Regions from separate parts of the Mus musculus genome. Here region 2 is linked to region 1. A link is a loop called in an ENCODE intact Hi-C map of the cell type or tissue named here. Cell type or tissue: heart. All regions are shown on one strand. Each heading gives the region's core, and the rest is flanking DNA. Links, peaks and the distances in the headings are about the cores only. Region 1 overlaps Kif28 (kinesin family member 28). Region 2 has its middle 36 kb from the start of Ahctf1.

Region 1 (8,335 bases), core at 108-8,107:
AAGTGTGGACAGTGGAGTTCAGATTACAGCACCCACCGAAAAGCCAGGTGTGGCAGCACTGCAGAGCTTGTGGGGTGGAGACAAGGAATCTCCCCAGGGACCCCTGGGAATCTGCTTAGCTAGACTCGCTGAACCAGCCAGCTCTGTCTTCACTGAGAAACCGTGCCTCAGTAAATACAGTGGAGAGAGTTGAGGAAGACACCCTACATCTCTGGTCTCTGCACATAGGTGTGCACATGTGCACACATATCCACTCACAGGTGTGCCCACGAACATGAAAAGAAAACAAAAAGAAAGAAAGGAGGAACAGTGTGGGGGGAGGGGGAGAGGGGTGGAGCCTCTAAGAGGAGAAGACGGGAAAAGAATTCTGCACTGACTAGTTCTTGTGTCGGTCAGGTGAATACTTATTTTATTAGTGTTATTTTGTTAGGCATTAATTAGTTTTAAATATACAGGAGGGCAGGGCATGAGCCGCTGGTGCCAATGAGTTGCGAAGTAAAGGTTATTATTAATTTAATCCTCTTTCTTTGACCTTGGTAGGTTTTGGAGCTGGGGTTGAGATCCCGGTCTTGGGCTCACTACAGAACTGGAGCATCACCAGTGGATCTTCACTGTCATAGTTAATGTTATGTTGTGTTGGTTTGAATGAGAATTGTCCCCAGGGCTCATATGTTTAAATCTTGGTCCCCATTTGGTGAAACTGGGAAGGATTAGGAGGTCTAGTAGGAGGTGTGTCACTGGGCGTTAGCTTTGAGGTTTCAAAAGCCCACACCATTTCAGTTAGCTCTTTCCACCTCCTGTTTCTAGATCAAGATGTGAGTCTCAGCGGCTGCTCCAGTGCCATGCCTGTCTGTCTGCTGCCATGTTCCCTGCCATTAGGGTCATGGTCTTATCCTCTGAAACCATATGTGCCCAATAAACTATGTCCTCTATAAGTTGCTTTGGTCATGATGTCTCTTCAGAACAATAGAAGAGTAGCTTCTATGGATATCTGTACGCTCGTCACATACCTGATGACGTTCCCTAAACTGGTTAGGCTTAAATTGACCCTTGATCCTTCCCTCAGACGGTCTCCTTCAGACCCTGATGACCTCTGCCTCTCGCTTCCCGCCAAGTCCACCATGTTGATGCTGGACCGTTTGGTGAGAGCTGTGTCCAGGAAAACCTGTAGAGACACGACACCTCAGGCTGTTAGGTTGAAGCCCAGGAGACAGACTGGTCCACAGGCTTACAATGAAGGTGTTAACTCAGGCTCCAAAAATAATAGACCAATGACAGTTGGCACTGAGGGTCTGTCCTTGTGCAGGGACAGTTGATAGGGGCAGTGCTACCCTCCCAGGTCCAAGTGTCCTGCCGCCCCTCTCCAGTTCTGCAAAGCTCTTTTGCAGAGACATAGTGGACAGCAAGCGTTGGACAAGCATTTTGTTTCATTGTTGTTTTGCTTTGTTTTGGAGACAGAGTATCTCAGTGTAGCCCTGGCTGTCCTGGAACTTACTGTGCAAGCCAGGCTGGCTTCCAACTCACAGAGATTTCCCCTTGACCCTAAAATAAGAACTTCAAATAACTGGGAGAACCACATGTGCAGTAAGCGCATTATACTAACGTGATTATGTTCATCCAGGAAAAGGCATTTAAAATGTACAAAATGCCCCCTCCCTCTCCCTCCCCCTCCCTCTTTCCCTCTCTCTTGTTCTCTCTCTGTCTGTGTTTCTGTACATGTGCATATTTGTGCATGCATGTTCTCATATATGCTTGTATGTGTGTGCATACACAGGTACACATGCATGAGTCATGAGTGTCCATGCAGAAGATGGGAGTTGCTATCGGATGTCTTCCTCAACTGCTCCATACACACATACACACATACACACTTAAACACACAACTAAGCCTCCGTGATCCTCCTGTCTCTGCTTCCTCAATGCTAGGATTAGAAGAACACGCCTCGCTCTTCATGTAGCAACTGGGGACTTGAACCCTGGCCCTCCTGCTTGCACAGCGAGAGCTTTATCTTCCTCTTCAAAAGGCAGTACTTCATTTCAGCCTCCCAACATGCCTGAGAACAGAGCTATCAGCCCATTTTACAGAAGAGGAAACTGAGGGTTGGGAAGATAATCTCCTCTGTTCCCGGTGTGAACATGATGGTTTCCTCCATTGCTGGTCCAGCATGGAAAGGGCCTGTGGAATCACAGCTGGTTGTGGCATTCACCCAGGATATAGGAGCAATGCTTCTAGAACAACTTTGGGAAGTTACTTAGAGATATCCTGACTCCCATCAAGGAGATTGGAAAAGATAAATCCTCTCTTGTTTACCAGAGGCTTTAGTTAGTGGATGTTACAGGGATTTTCATCTTAGACAGAATCTTAGGAAGTGCTTTAGCAACTGGCTACGCCCTTGGCTCATGTCTGGTCCTCAGACTGGTGTCCATGGACCTGCTAATCTAAATTCTCTACTTATATCACAGGGGCTCATGACCCTTACCAACTCGGACTCAAAATTCATTCCTCAAAGTGTAGAATTTACTTGAGGAAAACCAACCAGCCTTGTCCTGTGGGCACTCTGAGGGCTTGTGACTCGTAAGACAGTTTCACCACAAGTAATGGGACAGCCTAATTGAGGGATAGATAGGGAGAGCAAAGCCCTCACCTCTTTCCATGGTCTATGGTTGGAAGCCGTTACCTCAGCCCACTGGTCCACTCTGGAAGGATTCACTGCACCACCCCCACTCGGCCCCTGGGAGCCTGTGGCAGAGGAGGGTCCCACCTGCTTGAACTGGATGGCGATTAGCATGTGGGATCGGCTGCTGCTGGCGTTCATGTTGGTGGACGCTGTCATCCTGATTTTTGATCCTTGCTCCACCAGCTTTTCAATTTGTGCATAATTCTCACAAGGCACCCACTTCAGACCTTCCACAAAAAACCCCAGCTGTTGATCCTCCCTGACTCTTAAGCCTCCGGGAGCTTTGGTTCTAGACAGCAAATCCCTGATCTGTGGGAGGAAAAAGAAGAAGGGCTGGGGTCGTGTTTAAGGTGGACTTCACCTCTTTCCTTGTTAGATCACTGCCTGCGGAATTTTAGATGCTCTGTAAATATGCCTGATGTAGTCGAATGCTGAGTTTCTGTAGGGACCAGACAACCTTAGACCTGAGTTAAGTGTTTCAACACTGTGTGGAGGTTGGAGGACAATTTTGAGGCGTTGTTCTCTTTCCACCCTTACGTGGGTTCAGGAGACTGAACTCAGGTCACCAAGCTTGGCACCAAGCAGCTACATCCTCTGCGCCGTCCTGCCAGCTCCCAGAAACCTACCTTTTAAGTCGAGCAGTTATTTTTGGAATTGCAGCTCAATTATGTTCAAGAACCCCCTGTCTGAGTTTCTAAGAGTGCTGTGAGCACTTCCTCCTGATCCATGCATGGCCTCCACAGGCTTCTATGTTTGGATATTGGCTAGCTGGTCCCCAGTTGGTGGAACCATCTGGGTAGGAGTAGGAGGTGGAAGAAGGTGTGCCACTGGACTAGGCTTTGACGTCCCCAGTGGCTCTGCTTCCTGTTGGTGGGTTCGGATGTGAGCTCTCAGCAGCTGCCTCAGCGCCGTGTCTGCCTCCTTTTGCCACGCTCCCTGACGCAAAAGTAACGGACTCTTACCCTCCAGAACTATAAGCCTCAAAGAAACCCTTTCTTCTGTTTATTGTCCTGGCTATGGTGTTTTACCACAGCAACAGACAGTAACTAAAACAGCTGCTATGTGGCTAAAGCATACAGTGTGAAGAACAAGGGATTTGAGATGGTGCTGGAGAGGCAGTGGGACGGGGGGGGGGGGGGGGGAGACGACGGGGGGCGGGGGGGGGGGAGGCACATGCATTACAGAATGACAGGCAGCCAGAGTCCTTGGTGTTAGTAATTCATGAAGTCACTCAGGTATGTGTGTCAGAGCATGGGCTCTCAGGACGGATGTGGCTCAGTGGTAAAGACTGTTTAGTGAGTTCGAGGACCCGGGTTTGATTCTCCGCAGAGGAGGCTGGGGAGGGAGACAGGCAGACAGACAGAAACAGACACACACACACACACACACACAGATAGAGCGACAGAGAGAGACAGAGCGACAGAGAGAGACAGAGAGAGAGCCCGGTACCTGTTCATTGTAGATTTCCAGCATGCTAAACATAACCTGTAGAGAGAGTAATGAGTCAATATTGTCTTGAAGAGACATAACAGGGAAACACTAACATACTCTAGTAAATGTGTCACACTGCATTGTTCTTAATGAATTTTATAAAAAGACACAAAATCGTCTGGGGAGGCACTGCTCAAGCAGGAGGACCTGAGCTTGGATCCCAGAACCCACAAAAAAAGCCAGGGCTGCCGGCGCTCACCTGTAATTGTGGAGGCTGCCGATAGGTGGCGCGCTTGGCTTGCTGCCGGCCAGTCTAGATAAAAACCAGGGAACTCCCCTTCTCAAGGGACCAAGGTGGAGAGTGATGGAGGTCCTCCATCGGGGTCCTCCTCAGGTCTCCACAAGTGTGCACAGAGGCATGTACACCTACCTGTACAGACATGTGTGCACGTACCTTTGTATCACTTACACATGTATATACTCACATAAGAGATCCAAAACAAACAACAACAACAAAACGGACACCATACAGGGACTGTATTCCAGCACTCAGGAGGCTAAGGCAGGAAGACTAATGAGATTGGAAGGAGAGGGGAAGGAGAAGGGAATGAGAGAGGAAGAGGAAGGGGACGGGAGGGGGACGGGAGGGGGAGAGGAGGCGGGTTCTGCCACTCAGTGCTGAGGGAGGGTTTTAGGAAGGGCTTTATAGAAATGACTCATTGCACATAACTAACCCAGGTGATCCAGAAGTTTCTAGAATGGCATCTCACTACCAAACCATAGGTTGGTTCTGTATGTATGGATTCAACCAACAGTTGGTCAAAACAAGTAACAACAACAAAAAAAATACCCCTCCTCTGCACCAAGAGGTGCAGGGTCTTGTCTTCTTGTGTTTTGTCTGATCTCTGCTGCCATCTAGAGCAAGGACTGTGCCTGTGGGTGTTTGCGGACATTTTACTGTCATGTTTTGGAGCTAGTCACACTAGTGATGGCCACCGACTTTCAGTGGATTCAAAGCTTGCTCTGGAGGCACCTGAGCCAGGGACAGTAAGACCCACCCTTGGCACCTGGGTGAACTTCAGAGACTGAGCCCATGTTTATGCCCAAATCAGGGTAGGTCCAAGTCCCAGCACCGTCTATGACATAATACAATATATAAATATTTGCCTATTTTAGGACACACGCATAAACCTGAAAATACAGTCGATGGTGCCTTCCACGTGTGGAAAATGAAAAGGTGAAATTCGGTCTGGAAAGATGGCTCAGCGGTTAAGAGAACTGGCTGCTTTTCTGAAGGTCCTGAGTTCAAATCCCAGCAACCACATGGTGGCTCACAACCACCTGTAATGAGATCTGACGCCCTCTTCTGGTGTGTCTGAAGACAGCTACAATGTACTTACATATAATAGATAAATCTTTGGGCCAGATCGAGTGAGTGGGGCTGGAGAGAGAAGAAAAAGTGTCTGAAGACAGCTACAGTGTACTTACATATAATGAATAAATAAATCTTAAAAAAAAAAAAAGAAAAAGGAGAAGAACAGGTAAAATTCCCAGGAGACGGGAATCTAGAATAACTAAGGCATACCTGGGGTTCTAGATTTTCCTTTTGCTTCTCAATAGCTTGGAAGAGCTCTTCACACACTCTTGGAATAAGACCCTTGTTTGTGCCAAAGCCAATCATGGAGTAGCTTTTTCCAGAGCCCGTCTGGCCATAGGCCAGGAGAGTAGCATTGTAGCCTCGCCAGGCACTGTCTAGAATTCCCCTTCCGATATCATGGAAGACATCGCTCTAGAAACGATACCGTTAAATGTCACCAGTGGCGGTGACTCTCCTGAAAGTTTCCTCAACACACATATGCATTTGTGCATACACTGACACAACACAGCCCCCTCCACAGAACCACAGTTTGTATCCAGGGTGCCACCCAACAACAGTCCATGTGTCAAAGGTTTAGCTTCCAGGTTGGTAGCGTTGGGAGGCTGTGAAAACACCCTAGTCTTTTTCTGTCTTTCATTTTTTCTGTTATGAAATCTATAGTTTCCCCGCCCCCTTCCACACACACCGCTGTAATGTAATGCATTACTTTACCACAGGCTGAAAATGTAATGGCCTACAACACTGAAGTCTTGATTCAAATTGGGTTATCACAGGTGCTTTTTATACAAACAGAAAGCGGCCTAATGATACACTCTAAGAAACAACCCTCCCCTCAAGGCTCAGTGACCACTGAAGAGAGGGAACAGAAAGACAGTGAGAGCCAGACAGACGTCAGGGAGGACCCAAGAAGGACCACTACACTCATCTCATAGGCCCAGACCTGCACAACAACAGGCCAGTCCCTACTCCAGCACAGAGGGCTAGGGGCTCAAGAGCCGCACACACAGTAGAGCATACTGACAGTGGATGGATTCTAGGGGAAGACAATTCTCTTTGAGGGTGTGACCCCTGGTAAGTGGAGAGGCTCCAGCCAATGGCCCCACACTCCTGAACATATGGATAGCCAGAACTTGTCTCTGGGGGAGTCAATAAATAAATAAATAAATAAATAAATAAATAAGGAGACAGCTGGAGAGTGAGTGGGGTGTGGATGGATCTAGAAGTTTAGGCAGAGGAGTAAGGGGTGAGTACCATAAAAATACAAATATGCATGCGTGAAATTCTAAAAAAAATAATAAAAATATCTCATAAAATATGTTTAAATTTGTATCATTTTATGTACATGGGTATTTTGCCTACATGTATGTTTAGACACCACATATGTGCCACCTGGTGTCCTTGGAGACCCGACGAGGCCATCTGATACCATAGAACCTTAGTTACAGACAGCTGTGAGCCATCAGGTGGCTGCTGAGACTGAACCCCGGTTCTGAAGAAGAGCAGCCAATGCTCTTAGCTACCTCTCCAGCGCCTATATTAAATATATTACAACAACAACAACAACAACAACAAACCTTTAAAAGCAGGCATGGTGGTAGAGTTCTTTGGGAGATAGAAACAGGGGAAAAAATGGAAACTTTTTGTTTGTTTGCTTGCTTGTTTGCTTGCTTGTTTTTCGAGACTGGGTTTCTCTGTGTAAGAGAGCCCTGGCTGTTCTGGACTCCATTTGTAGACCAGGTTGGCTGGCCTCGAACACTCAGAGATCGTCCTCCCATTGCCTCCCAAGTATTGTGATTAAAAGTGTGAGCCACCACCACCTGTTGAGTAAACATTTTTTTAAAAGTAGAATCAAATAATACTGTGTCCATGATTGTTCAAAAGACAGGGTGTGGCCTGGCTCCTTTCCATGTTGGTCACAAGCAATAGCTCTCAAAAGGTAAGACAGGGAGCATCCTGGGACTATTTGTTAGAATATATACAGCCATAGAATTTGGGTTTTTTCCTTTCTTTTTTTCTTTTCTTTTCTTTTTTTTTTCTTTTTTTCTTTTTTCTTTTTCAAGACAGGGTTTCTCTGTATAGCCCTGGCTGTCCTGGAACTCACTTTGTAGACCAGGCTGGCCTCGAACTCAGAAATCTGCCTGCCTCTGCCTTAAAGGTGTGCACCACCACACCCGGCATTTGTATTATTTTTAATTCTGAGAAAGAAACACACACCAACACAGTCTGATTTACTAAGGGAAACGTTACAATAACCAATTTTAATACTATTTATTTCTTATAGAAAGGACTAAAAAGCCACATGCCTTTAATACCAGCATCTGAGAGGCAGGGTCAGAGGAGCTCTGTGAGTTTGAGGCCAGCCTGGTCCATATGGTAAGTTCTAGGCTAGCCAGGGCTAAATAACGAGATGCTGTATCAAACAAACAAACAAACAAACAAACAAAACAAGCAAACAAAGATAATAAAGGTTTACTGTACTGTAAGGATTCTGTGATCGCTAGGATTAACGGAATTGGGCTTATAGTTTTCAAGAACACTGTGTCTGTACTTTTTACTCAAAATGTATTTGAATGAGGTTATCTGCAGCTTTTTTTATTAAAAAAAAGGTTTATTTATTTCATTTATATGAGTACACTGTAGCTGTCTTCAGACACACCAGAAGAGTGCATCAGATCCCAATACAGATGGTTGTGAGCCACCATGTGGTTGCTGGGAATTGAACTCAGGACCTCTGGAAGAGGAAGCAGGCAGTGCTCTTAACTGCTGAGCCATCTCTCCAGCCCTATCTGCAGCTTTTTAAAAGAGGGTTTTGTGTGTGTCTGTGTGTGTGTGTGTGTGTGTGTGTGTG
Region 2 (8,335 bases), core at 218-8,217, 110 kb after region 1:
AAACATTCCAGGCAACACTCTTACAGACACACCTGTTGAGGTCTGCCCCCCAACCCCCCAGCATAGCTGTACCCATTTTGTTCCATGCCTGCCAGTTGTTGACACAGAAAAATAACGACTCAGAGCAGGCTCATGCTGACCCTGTTATATTCTGTATGTTCTATTTGAGGTTTGTTAATCTTAAAAATTCCACAATGTTTTATGTAGGACCCATCAAGTTAAAGGTCAATATGAACTGTTATGTCTAAAATGGCTTGAGTCAGGGCTGACCACTGGGCAGCACTTCCTGTACCTGCATATGAGCTCATTGTGATTTTGTGGCTTTTTTCTTTATAAGCTGAAAGAGAAAGATGTTTGTTGTTGTAGCCTCAGATAATTCTGAGCTACGTCCCTGATCTGATCAGTATTAGGATGCATGTTCAATAAACCATCCCTGTGTGACTGAGATAGGGGTTTGTGTGGTTTGTGGAGCAACTCATGAACCCCAACATACCAAGTGGTGTGTATTTCCATGGTGATTCTAAACAAGTGGTTTAACACTTGCTTAATCCTAACACTCAGGAGGCAGAGGTAGGAGGACATCTATGTGTTGGAGGCCAGCCTGGTGATCTACATAGTGAGTTCCAGGACAGCCAGGGTTATATAGTGAAACCCTGTCTAAAAACAAACAAAATAAAATAAAATAAAACACAAAAAACCCCAGCAACTTGACAGTGAAGATTAATCATTACCATAGTTTAACTATTAACCATCCCCATAGCTCAGATTCTATGCTTTCAAAGCTCTGATCAGAAAGCAGGTTCTTATTTTTATTTGTATTTGTTTTCTATGTCAGTTTTTGAGCCCAAGTCCTTGTGCACACCAGACAAACATTCCATCACTGAGCTGCTCCCTAAACTCTCTGAATATACATCTTCTAATACAGCTGTTTTAGGTTAGATATTGAGTTAGACTGAAACTTAGGCTGTGAGGAAAAGAGAGATGGAACTTGACTTTCTGGCATAAACAACTAGAAAACTGGACACATACAGGGAGTAACTGTATTTACACAGGGACCCAGAGTCAGTGCCCAGTGTGATCTCTGAGATGGAACAAATAAGATAAGCCCTGTGATCACCCCAGTCTTTGCCTGGAGGCAGATTCTGAACTGCTAAGTTGAGAGGCAGGAGCACACACAGAACCCCAAGAGCTGAGGAGAAAAAAACCAGAGGACTTTGAGGCAACTAGCAGTTTATAGGGCAAAGTATTGAAGAGAAAAGTACTGCATCTCCAGAAAATCTGCATGTGGCTTCCCTTGATGCTTTGCCTGATTATTAACCTGGGCATCCGTAAGAAGAAACTTGTCAAGCATGGCAAGGAACAGCTGATGGGAGATAAAAATTCTTACTATCCAGAGCGCGCATGCTCACACACACAGAGAGGTGGCGGAGGTGTGGGTGGTAGAGATTATTAATGTGTAAAAGTAGTTTGTAGGAAGAGTGCAAATCAAGAGCTCTGAAGTGAGATTGCTGTTGGACTGGTAGGGATATCTCTGGAGAAGGGAAGTCCCTGCCTGGAATTGCATTTCTGTAGGTCCGGATGAGGCGGGTCCAGTGCACATTAGAAAAATACAGGGCTGGGCGGTGGTGTTGCATGTCTGATCACAGCACTCAGGAGGCAGAATGTGGTGGTGTGGCCCAGAGAATGGCACTATTAGGAGGTGTGGCCTTGTTGGAGGAAGTGAGTCACTATAGGATAGGCTTTAAGACCCTCCTCCTAGCTGCCTGGAAGCCTTCTCCTGGAGGCCTTCAGGTGAGGATGTAGAATTCTCAGCTCCTCCTGCACCATGCCTGCCCAGACACTGTCATGTTTCTCACCTTGGTGATAATGAACTGAATCTCTAAACCTGTAAACCAGCCCCAATGAAATGTTGCCCTTCTAAGAGTTGCCATGGTGTCTCTTCACAGCAATGGAAACCCTAACCAAGACACAGAAGCAGGTGGATCTCTGAGTTTGAGGCCAGCCTGGTCTACAAAGCAACTTCCCAGACAGACAGAGAGCTGTTACACAGAGAAACCCTGTCTCTAAAAACAAACAAACAAAGCAAAAGGGGGGAAAAGCCCTACAAATTGGATTCAATTTGCCATTAGAAGGAGTAAACCAGGCTGGTCTTGAACTCAAAGAGATCTGCCTGCCTCTGTCTCCTGAGTGGTGGGATTAAAGGTCATGCCTGGCCTCGTTATTTATTATTTATTTACTTATTTATTTGCTTTTTTAAAAAAATCATGTTTTTCCCTCTTAAAATATAGTTTCCATGACTCAGGGTCATTTGCACTTAGCCTATGTTCTGGCATATACTTGGTGCTCAATAAATACTTTTTCTTCTTTCTTTTTTTTTCTTTTTCTTTCTTTCTTTCTTTCTTTCTTTCTTTCTTTCTTTCTTTCTCTCTCTCTCTCTCTCTCTCTCTCTCTCTTTCTTTCTTTCTTTCTTTCTTTCTTTCTTTCTTTCTTTCTTGCCTTCCTGCCTTCTTGCCTTTCTCTCTCTCTCTCTCTCTCTCTCTCTCTCCCATGCACTAGGCTCCTGTCCCCTGTGATAGGTCTGAGTGCTAGGGATAATGAAGATAATCGAGGTGGTGGTATGTAGGCAGTGGCAGACAAAACTTTGGATGAGGAAATTAATAAAGCCCTCTCTGGAGACTGAGAGTTAACTAGATGCTGAGGACAGGGGTGAGTGCAAAGATGAACAAACCTTAGCTCCAGAGGCCCTGGCTTGTTAAAACACGTAGTTGAGAAGAATCAGAACCAGTTGGAGGCAGTTTAGAATGGATAAATGGACAGGTGCTGCCTCCCACTAGTCTCAAAGATGTGTGTGAGGGTAAGCATTTACTTTTTGTTGTAAGAGATAGGGAAACCCTAGGACAGTGGTTCTCAACCTGTGGGTCTCGCCCCCTGGAAGTTAACAGGCATCTACCACAACTATCCAAACCTACAGATGTTTACATCATAATTCATAACAGTAGCAAAATTACAGTTATGAAATAGCAATGAAAACAAAATTATGGTTGGGGATTCGCCACAATGGGACTGCATTAAAGGGTCGAGGGTTTCTCCTAAGAGGATGGATTCTTAGAGTGAGGGTGGAGAGTCTAGGCCTGTCAACTGCCACTGCAGAATAGCCTGGAATTCTCAGAAACCATGAAGGGGAAAAGCCTGGACTTATGTTGTTAATAAGATCAGGTTCTGCCTGTAGTAATTCAATAAACAAACAAACAAACAAACACATATTAGGGGTCTGGACTGGGGATATGACTTAGTTAATAGAGTGCTTGCCTAGCTCCCACAAAATGCTGGATTTCATCTAGAACCTCATAGAAACAGGCACTTGGGAGTAAACCCAGTACTTGGGAGATGAAGGCAGGGGGATCAGAAATTCAAAGTTGTCCTCAGACACTTAATGAGTTTGAGGCCAGCCTAGGCTACAAGAGACCTTTTTCATGTAAATCAGTAAATATATGCCTAGCAAATGGCTCAGTGAGTAAAGGTTCTTGCTGCAAGTCTGAGGATTTGAGTTCAGTCCCTGGGACCCACACTGTGGAAGGAAGAAACAGATTCCCACAAGTTGTCCTTTGACCTCCACACACAGGCCATGGCGTTTGATCAAACACATGTCCTCATACAAGATAAATAAATAAATGTAAGAAACATCCCTTTTTGTTCTTGTTTTTGTTTTTGTTTTGTTTTGTTTTGTTTTTTGTTTTTTTGTTTTTCGAGACAGGGTTTCTCTGTGTAGCCCTGGCTGTCCTGGAGCTCACTTTGTAGACCAGGCTGGCCTCGAATTCAGAAATCCACCTGCCTCTGCCTCCTGAGTGCTGGGATTAAAGGCGTGCGCCACCACGTCTGGCTGTAAGAAACATTCTAAAGAAAATAGGTATGAGGCTAGGATGAGACCCCAGTGTGAGATCTGAGATTAATCCCCAGCGCCTATCTCAAAAGCCTGGTGTCTGGTGTGTGCTTATACTCCCACTGCTGCAGTGTGTGCTTATACTCCCACTGCTGCAGTGTGTGCTTATACTCCCACTGCTGCAGTGTGTGCTTATACTCCCACTGCTGCAGTGTGTGCTTATACTCCCACTGCTGCAGTGTGTGCTTATACTCCCACTGCTGCAGTGTGTGCTTATACTCCCACTGCTGCAGTGTGTGCTTATACTCCCACTGCTGCAGTGTGTGCTTATACTCCCACTGCTGCAGTGTGTGCTTATACTCCCACTGCTGCAGTGTGTGCTTATACTCCCACTGCTGCAGTGTGTGCTTATACTCCCACTGCTGCAGTGTGTGCTTATACTCCCACTGCTGCAGTGTGTGCTTATACTCCCACTGCTGCAGTGTGTGCTTATACTCCCACTGCTGCAATGTGTGCTTATACTCCCACTGCTGCAGTGTGTGCTTATACTCCCACTGCTGCAAGACAAAGGCAGAAGGATCCCTGGGGCTTGTGAGTACCGTGAGAAGCCTGCCTCAAAGAACAAGGCAGATGACTCTTGAAGGACCACACCTGAGCATCCACATGCATCCTCACATGTGTTCCCTGCACATACAAAAAATGGTATCTTTATACTCATCTCTATACATGCATGCATATAAAAACTTTAAAAATAAGAGATACCTATGATTCACTGAAGCAAGTCACACCGGTTGCTTCTCCAGACAGAATCGCATAACTTTACTTTAAAGTATATTTATTTATGCACCCATTCATTCATTTGATTTTGAGACAGGGTCTTGCTATGTTTCCTAGGCTGACCTTAGAACTCCTGGACTCAGTGATCCTTCTGAGAAGCCAAGATCACAAACAGGACACCTATGATGGGTTCTTTTGTCAACTCGACACAATCTAAAGTTACTGGGAAAAGGGCCTCAGTGAGGATTGTCTAGATCAGCTTGGCCTGTAGGCCAATCTGTCGGGGCTTGTCTTGATTATATTAATTGATGTGAGAGACTCAACCCTTTGAGAATGGCCCTATCCCTGAGGTTTGTTCCCCGCTGTATTAGATGGAGAAATTGTTGACAACTAAGATTAGCCTTCACAACAGCTCAGCATCACTTCCTCAGAAACACCTTCCCCGACCTCCTAATTAGTGCAGTCCCCTTATACAGTAGTGGCAAGTGCTTCTCCTTGGGGCATGTCACATGCAGCCCTGCGTTCATTTGCCTGACTATCGGCTAATACCAGTCTGCCTGGCACTGGTCAGGGATGCTCCAGAACCCCTCTTCCTGTCTGCTAGGGAAGTAGAGACATGCTAGACTGTAGAGCTGTAACAAGAAGGGGATCGGTGTGTGGGTGCAGGTTTGTGTATGTGTGTGTGTGCATGTGTATGCATGTGTGTGTCTGTGTAAAAGACTATCATGTCAGCAAAGTGTGGTAAGTCCTTATTCTCTGCAAGTGGGGCCTGAGATAGGGTAGTATTGCTTGGGGTTCATTGAGGGGCTGTCTCAAGCAAAGCTGTGAGGGAAAAGGGGAAGCAGGTTGGGAATGGGGATCAAGCAAGGATGTGGCTAACAGGGGAAGCTAACAGGGGAAGGCAGGAACACAGAAAACCTTGAGGTCAAGAACAATATATCTATATATCTACATACACATATACACATATATACATACATATTCCTTATATTTATATTTACATTTATATTTATATTTGTATTTATGTATTTGGGGCTGGAGAGATGGCTCAGAGGTTAACAGCACTGACTGCTCTTCCAGAGGTCCTGAGTTCATTTCTCAGTAGCCACATCTGTAATAGAATCCAATGCTCTCTTCTGGTGTGTCTGAAGACAGCGACAGTGTACTCACATACATAAAATAATACATCTTAAAAAATAAAATCTGGGAGCTAAAGAGATCTGCAACCCTGTAGGTGCAACATTATGAACTAACCAGTACCCCGGAGCTCTTGACTCTAGCTGCATATGTATCAAAAGATGGCCTAGTTGGCCATCACTGGAAAGAGAGGCCCATTGGACAGGCAAACTTTATATGCCCCAATACAGGGGAACGCCAGGGCCAAAAAAATAGGAATGGGTGGGTAGGGGAGTGGGGGGGGGGAGGGTGTGGAGGACTTTTGGGATAGCATTGGAAATGTAATTGAGGAAAATACGTAATAAAAAAATAAAAAAATAATAAAAAAAGAAATTCACAAAATTGTAAGCAACAATAAAATAAAAACTTATTTTTAAAAGTTAAAAAAAAATAAAATCTGTTCTTCGCCAAATTGGAAAATATGGAAAAAAGATACAAATAATTTGTATCCATTTTAATATATATCCCTATATTTCTCAGTTCCTGACCAGACTTGCCACTTCTTGTGGGTAGAAAGGATTTATAACTTCCCAGCCGGGTTGCTCCTGTCAGCCAAGGAAAGTGGTCCTGAGCAGGGCAACTGTGATGGGTTAGCTGCAGACCTTCACACAGCTGGCTTGGGGATCTGTTGAGGTGACGTGGTGTTTATCAGAGAGTGTGACAACGAAGAGCTTTCTTTTAAATCATACACAGAGGGCTGGGAGTGCATCTCTGGCAGAGTCCCTCGTGTGGATGATCCAGGCTTTGGGCTTGCTCCCAGGTGTTATCACGAAATGTGGGGTGTAGCATCATCTATAAGTCCCAGCTACCTGAGAGGCCAAGATGGGAGGAGCATTCGAGGACAGGCTGGGAAGCATAGCAAGACCTTGCCTTGTTTTTATTTTGTGTTGATTTGTTTTAAGAATGCATGAAAGAATTCTGATAATAGAGAAGCTAAAGAATGAGATTAACTGTAGGTAGAGGGAAGCTAGGTATGGGGTGCATGCTTGCAATCCCAGCTAGCCAAGACGGGGATGGTGAGGCTTGCCAGTTTGAGGATAGCCTGGGCTACAAAATGAGTTAGTTGGAAGCCATCCTGGACTGTATAACAACAGAGGGATATTCAAGAATTTTGCTAGACATTCCTTTCTTTCTCTTCTCTTTTTAGACTCAGGCAGTTAGAGGTACCATTGGAACCAGTTATAGTTGTTTGGGGGTGAGTGAGGAAGGGGGGGAAGGGGTGTGGCCTACTTGTAACAGGGCCACAGCAATGCCCCATCTCCGGAGTTACACGCATGCACATCAGCACTGGTGGCCAGGTTGACTATGTCCCGTGTGAGCAGAGCTCTCATGAGCCGCCCCATGGATCAAGGGCCCCATACAGTGGCCTGTCTCTTTGTTCCTGTTTTTGTCTTCTTCAGGTCTGGTACTTCCGTCTTTCTAGCAATTCTATGTGTTACTCAATGGCTTTCCAGGATAGCCTGGGCCTGATGCCAGCCACAAAGTTCCTGATCCGGTTACCAGGCTGCGGCTACAGGGAGGGATCCCTCTTTACAGCAAAACATTAGGTCCCAGACCATGGGAGGGTGGAGAGCAAGCTCTGCTTGTTAGAGCAGGTTTTCATCCTGATCCAGGGACACCCTGGTGGACACTGACATGCCAACACATACCCTCTGATCAAAGGGCCCCTTTCTCATCTAGCTTCTATGAGGAACATGGCGAGAGCCCACTGACCTATGTCAAAGAACTCTGTCACCTCAAGTCCATACTGAGACTCCTGCTTCCAACAGTTCTAGGAATCCATCACCTCTGCTGTGGTTCCGATTGGTTCCGATTACCTTAACCTTGGCTAGTCTATTGAAGGTTCAGCAGCCAGGAGTGGTCACTGCTCTTGCAGAGGACTGGAGTTCAGCTCCCAGCACCCACCCTGGGCACTCCCAGCTACCGTAATCCGGCTTCAGGGGATCCAATACTCTCTTCTGGCCTCCATAGGTACATAGAAGCACATGTACACACATACATGCAGACACATATACATAAAAATTTTAAGGAAAAAAAGAGAATGCAGGTTTTCATCTGCTTACGAGGAGTGATGCTTCCCTCTCTCTGACTCTGGCACTAACTAGGGCCAGACATCTTTTATACAAGAGGCATTTTTCTTAGTCATCTGCCTCATGAATCAGTCATCTGTGCCTGGGGAAGCTTAGGATCTTTGCTGCATCTCCCAGGAGCTGTGGAATATGGATTTTCTGGGCTCTGTTTCTGACCTTCGTTGCTTATAGGCTTATAGATCTGTGACTCGTTCCTGTGGGGAAGAGTTTCAGAAGATCCTATAGTTAGGGGCTACTGCTGGTTAAGATAGCTTGCTGCTCTACTGGAGGGCCTGCATTCAGTTCACAGCACCCACTTTGGGTGTCTCATAGTTGCTTGTAACTCTAGCCTCAGAAGATCTGAAGCACTGTTTGGGCCTCCAAAGGCATGTATACACACACACACACACACACACACACACACACCTTTTAA

What was found. Hi-C counts contacts between places; a loop is a spot of excess contacts. Peaks named below come from ENCODE experiments on the same cell type or tissue, not always from the same donor. Only the 100,000 strongest peaks of a DNase experiment are listed, where the experiment ranks them.
Region 2: a loop joins it to region 1, with 8 times the contacts of the local background. A loop is called at or near these places in 7 of 42 quality-filtered maps.

Annotation. Positions count from the first base shown.
Region 1 is chr1:179,730,236-179,738,570 of GRCm38, forward strand. Kif28 (kinesin family member 28) reads right to left here. Exons shown (of 23, transcript NM_001370897.1): 3 at 5,695-5,898; 4 at 4,128-4,163; 5 at 2,763-2,987; 6 at 1,011-1,165. Among named protein-coding and RNA genes, the nearest start is that of Kif28, 11 kb to the right of the region's middle. In heart, for the core only: a CTCF peak has its summit at 5,051; DNase peaks (open chromatin) are centred at 1,326 and 4,456; H3K4me3 peaks cover 535 bases.
Region 2 is chr1:179,835,529-179,843,863 of GRCm38, forward strand. No RefSeq gene overlaps it. Among named protein-coding and RNA genes, the nearest start is that of Ahctf1, 36 kb to the left of the region's middle. In heart, for the core only: no CTCF peak of the experiment used is centred there; a DNase peak (open chromatin) is centred at 7,303; H3K27me3 peaks cover 374 bases.